Linked DNA regions of Mus musculus: region 2 is linked to region 1. A link is a loop called in an ENCODE intact Hi-C map of the cell type or tissue named here. Cell type or tissue: gastrocnemius. All regions are shown on one strand. Each heading gives the region's core, and the rest is flanking DNA. Links, peaks and the distances in the headings are about the cores only.

The links. Peaks named below come from ENCODE experiments on the same cell type or tissue, not always from the same donor. Only the 100,000 strongest peaks of a DNase experiment are listed, where the experiment ranks them.
Region 2: it touches region 1 in a loop (18-fold over the local background); 6 of 42 quality-filtered maps call a loop at or near these places.

The regions. Positions count from the first base shown.
Region 1 is chr13:61,567,187-61,570,118 of GRCm38, forward strand. It overlaps Cts3 (cathepsin 3), which reads right to left. Exons shown (of 8, transcript NM_054092.2): 1 at 2,852-2,932; 2 at 1,509-1,636; 3 at 1,111-1,233; 4 at 869-1,015; 5 at 220-435. The coding sequence starts at 1,634. Among named protein-coding and RNA genes, the nearest start is that of Cts3, 1.5 kb to the right of the region's middle. In gastrocnemius, for the core only: no CTCF peak of the experiment used is centred there; no DNase peak of the experiment used is centred there.
Region 2 is chr13:61,489,784-61,492,715 of GRCm38, forward strand. It overlaps the pseudogene Ctsm-ps2. Among named protein-coding and RNA genes, the nearest start is that of Ctsm, 51 kb to the right of the region's middle. In gastrocnemius, for the core only: no CTCF peak of the experiment used is centred there; no DNase peak of the experiment used is centred there.

The sequences.
Region 1 (2,932 bases), core at 254-2,753:
ACAAGAAATTAGGGACTGAAAATCATGTTATCAATGACAACCATTTCGGTCTCACTGTCAATAAGAAATTTTCATAGTGGAGAAATGTATATTCATATAAAGGTTTTACATATTCTCCATGTTTGTAGAAGTAGGATGAGCTACATGGAAACCATATCAATAGGCATTGCTTCAAAGACAGTACTACGATAACAATAACATAAAAAAAAATCCACTTACCTTGTCTTCATATGGATAGGTTGCCTCAGACTCTAGACCTCCCTTTTCCATCAAATACTTAAAAGAATCTAACACACTGCCTGCATGACAGCCACTTCCGTCAACACAGTCCACTAGGTTCTGTACACTCAGAGGGATCAGTTGGCCTGTTTTCCGGAACATCTGTCCTTCTATGGCACCAGTAACAGAAATAGCCCAACAAGAATTACATGCAATCTAAGCAGAGAACAAGAGATAATCTTTCACAAACAAATAGCAACTCCAAATGAGAAAGCTGAATACTGTGTCAGAAAATTAACTACTTGCAGCTGACAGAAGTATGTCAAGAGAAGGTTAGTCTTCCTTGGAGACTTGAATGCTGTTGTTTTTTGTTTTGTTTTGTTTTCCGGACAAACACTGATCATTAAGATACATGTATATAAGGGCAGAGTATAAATAGTAATGAAAGATGACATGAAGTCTAAATATGATGGTAGATACTATGTGGAGATGCAATAATAAGGTAATTGTGCATGGAAATGATCTATATGCCTTGTATAAATACACAAGAAGAATAAAAATTTCATAATTGAACTCACTCAACACACAGACGTGCCCCTTCACAATTTCCTCAGTGGCTGACTAAGATGGGCACGTGACATAGCCATACCTGTGTCCGCACAGGAGTAACATAGCCTCTCTTTTTCCAGTTTATAAACTTGGGCAGGTTAACAGACAGACGTTTCTGGACACTTTTCCCTTTCTTGACAGTTGGGACTGGGATTTCAATCATCTCTTTCCTGAATTCTTCAAGTGTCTTTAAGGGGAAAAATACATAAATCATTAAAAAGCAAAAGACACAAATGAATTGAAGAGAAAACAACATTGTGATGCTATATGTGTCACAGTCACCATGTCACCAAAGGCATTCATTTCCATGGTGAAACCATGCTTCCCCAGGCCATTCTCCCCATTGTGCAGTTTGATCTTTTTCATATTTTCTTCCCATACTGCTCTCTTCTGTCCTTCTTCCTCCTAGAAATAGAAATAATTGATGACTTGTTTTTAACCACTGCAGAAGCTGACCAAGAACTTGATGCAATAGGTGAAGAAAAGCCAGAGAGACAGTTATCAAGACACTGAAGCAAACAATTTGAAACATGTCTAGGAACAGAGATCCTGACCACCCTATGCTTATGTGAGTTCATGTAATTCTTCAGAAAAAGGCAGTTTCTATGACCTCTATTATGCTCATAACCCCCAACAGCAAACTCTCTGGGTTCCCTCTGAACAGTTCAAAAAATACCAACCAGACTGTATGTTTTTCCATATTTTATTTTCCACTTCTGCCATTCAGCATCCAAAATGGGATCAGGTGATGGTGATGATGAGGCCATTACCAACCACAAGATGGCCAGGAAGACAGCAGGAGTCATATCTCAAGAATATAGAAAGGGAAGAGAAATGAAGGTGTGACTGCACCAACACTTCTAGAATGCCTTCTTACTCCTCCCTGAGAAACAAAAACATCCATGGCAGATAAAATTATTTGATCCATTCTTCCAAATATTTATCCAAAGGTTTTTGAAGTTGCTAAATATATGTTTGGACTAAAAGCTCAATGAAGGACATTTAGTTTGTCCATAAAAAAGCACAGCATCTGGAATAACTGAAGAAAGGAGAAACTTCAATCCAGATATAATATATGAGAGATACATATGTAAATAAATAGATGATAGATGGTAGATATGTAGATGAAATATAGATGATAGAGTATATACAGATGATAGATAGATAATAGACAGACAGACAGATAGATGATAGATACATACATACATACATACATACATACATACACACATAGATATATAGATACCTAGTTACATAGTACATAGGAAGAGAGATGTAGCACATGACAACAATCATAGGAATGTGAACTGCATATCTACTAGTAATTTATTATGACACACTTCAAAACTTATGAAACTGTGGACTTGTGACATAGGTAATCAAGGATTTGTTAGAAAGCAAATCCTTTCTTACATAGCAGAATATTTTCTCACGAATTGGGGCCACACATCATCATATTCCTGCCTGACATACATAAAGAGATGGACTTATTTTTAACATTAACTCACAAAAGTGGGGGAGTTCTGCAGCTCCTAATCCATCAGACCCACCCTTGGGTCTTTGGAACAACACACATTGCCTCAGTGAGGAAAGAGTTACACAGAAAAGCCTTTGTGAGACAGAGGCACCAGTGAAGGGGAGGTACTAGAGAAAGCCACTTTAAGACATTCTCTCTAAGGTTCTTGACTAGAGACACACCACCTGATACTATATCTGCTCATGCCAACCATGAAAAGTAGTTTGAATCCAGTGGTAATATGCAAAAAAGTTATCTTCGTAGGTTCAGGATGATATGAACATGTCCCTACTCTATATGATACCAGATGTCAGCCTCTCCAGATTTTCATGTAATAGGAACCTATAGGAACATGAACCCAGGAGATGTCAGGTTTCCTCTCAAGCTTCCCCATCCTTGTCTACCTTCACAAAACAGAACTACTGAGATTAATAAAGTATCCTCATTCCTGGGCCACTGATTGAGTATCTACGGAGTCTCTCAAGGCTTTCTCCCATGGACACTTACTTTTCTACTCTGGTGGATGCAGGATGCCACCTGTGGTGACTGTTGCTTCCCTGGTCCACTGCAATCTTTCCAAAGGTTACT
Region 2 (2,932 bases), core at 279-2,778, 77 kb before region 1:
ACAAGAAGAACAAAAATTTCATAAAAATGAGCTCACTCAACACACAGACATGCCCCTTCACAATTTCCTCAGTGGCTGAGTAAGATGGGCACGTGATATAGCCATACCTGTGTCCACACAGGAGTAACATAGCCTCTCTTTTTCCAGTTTATAAACTTGGGCAGGTTAACAGACAGACGTTTCTGGACACTTTTCCCTTTCTTGACAGTTGGGACTGGGATTTCAATCATCACTTTCCTGAATTTTTCAAGTGTCTTTAAGGAAAAAAAATGCATAAATAATTGAAAAGCAAAAGACACGAATGAATTGAAGAGAAAACAACATTGTGATGCTATATGTGTCACAGTCACCATGTCACCAAAGGCAAACCATGTCACCAAACTCTCTGAGTTCTCTCTGGACAGTTCCAAAATTACCAACCAGACTGTATGTTTTTCCATGTTTTATTTTCCACTTCTGCCATTCAGCATCCAAAATGGGATCAGGTGATGGTGATGATGAGGCCATTACCAACCACAAGATGGTCAGGAAGACAGCAGGAGTCATATCTCAAGAATATAGAAATATAGAAAGAATATAAAAGAAATAAAGAAAGAATATAGAAAGGTGTGACTGCACCAACACTTCTAGAATACCTTCTTACTCCTTCCTGAGAAAGAATAACATCCATGGTAGTTAAAATTATTTGAACTATTCTTCCAAATATTTATACAAAGATTTTGAAAATGACTAAACATATATTTGGACTAAAGGCTCAATTAATGAAATTTACTTTATCCATAAAAAAGCCAAGCACCTGGTAGAATTAGAGAAAGGAGAAAATTTGATCCATATGTAATATATGAGAGATAAATGCATACATAAATAGATGATAGATAGATAGATAGATAGATAGATAGATAGATAGATAGATAATAGACAGATGTATAGATGGACAAATAGATGACAGAGAGGTATAGATGATTCGATAGATAGATAGATAGATAGATAGATAGATAGATAGATAGATAGATAGATAGATACTGGATGGATGTGTAGATAGATAGATCAATGGATAGATACAGACAGATCGATAATAGATGATAGATGATTGATAGATAGATAGATAGATAGATAGATAGATAGATAGATAGATAATAGACAGATGTATAGATGGACAAATAGATGACAGAGAGGGATAGGTGATTAGATAGATAGATAGATAGATAGATAGATAGATAGATAGATAGACAGACAGACAGACAGACAGACAGATAATAGATAAATAATGGATGGATGAATAGACAGATAGATAGATAGATAGATAGATAGATAGATAGATAGATAGATAGATGATAGATAGATAGATAGAGGATAGATTTGTGGAAAGATAGATATGGTAGTTAATAGATATATAAATAGAAATAGATAGATAGATAGATAGATAGATAGATAGATAGATAGATAGATGATAGATAGATAGATAGATAGATAGATAGATAGATAGATAGATGATAGATAGATAGATAGATAGATAGATAGATAGATAGATGATAGATAGATAGATAGATAGATAGATAGATAGATAGATAGATAGATAAATAGATAGATAACAGATGGATGGATAGGTATATAGGAAGACATGGTAGATAAGAGAGAGAGAGGGTGAGAGGGAGGGAGAGTCGGAGGGAGAGTGGGAGGGAGGGAGGGAGGGAGGGAGGGAGGGAGGGAGGGAGGGAGGGAGGGAGGGAGGGAGGGAGGGAGATGCAGCACATGAAAACAATTCTAGGAATGTGAACTGCATATCTACTAGAAATTTATCAAGATAAATTTATAAGTTCAAAATCTATAAACCTATGGACTTGTGACATAGGTAACCTAGGATTTTTTATACAGCAAAGCTTCTCTAAATAGCATAAGATTTCCTCATGAATTGGGGCCACACAATATCATCATATTCCTGCCTGTCATACATGAACAGATGGGCTTATTTTGAACTTTAACTCTTGACACCTCCTCACAAAAGTGGGGGAGTTCTGCAGCTCCTAATCCATCAGTCCCAACCTTAGGTCTTTGGAACAAAACACATTACCTCAGTGAGATAGAGGCACCAGTGAAGGGGAGGTACTAGAGAAAGCCATTTTAAGACATTCTCTCTTAGGTTCTTGACTAGAGACACACCACCTGATACTATATCTGCTCATGCCAACCTTGAAAAGCAGCTTTTTATCCAGTGATGATATGCAAGAAAATTATCTCTGTAAGCTCAGGATGAGATGAACATGTCCCTACTCTATGACCAGAGGTCAGTCTCTCCAGACTGAACCAGACTTTCATGTGATTAGAACCTATACAAACCTGAACACAGAAGATGTTGGGTTTCCTTTCAAGCTTCCCCACCTTTCTCTACCTTCAGAAAGCAGGGACACTGAGGTTAAGAAAATAGTCTCATTCCTGGGCTGCTGATTGAGTATCCATGGACTCTCTCATGGATCTCTCCCATGGACACTTACTTTTCTGCTCTGGTGGATACAGGATGCCACCTGTTGTGACTGCTGCTGCCTCAGTCCACTGCACAGCTTTCTGAAGGCTACTGAATTCCCGAGATCTAGGCCAACAACACTTTATTAAAGCTTTAAATCCCACGTCTCTGGCTAGTCAGTCCAACCCTTCAACCTTGGCCTTCTTCTGATTTCCTGTATAGTTATGTGATTAGCCTTTAGGCTGCAGACCTATAGGCTCTAACTAGATCTTATCTCACTTGTCCTTAAGGGATGGCTGTGGGCCGGATAGTTAGCCTTTCCACTGGTAATCACTTCATATGTGACATTTTGCTTGATGAGTTGTGCAAGGAAAACATGGCTTTCTTCGTATACCAGTACCATATTTCCTGTTCAATCTACAAATTGGATGAGATCCTATGAGGACACAAGCCTGGGAATGACTTTTTCAT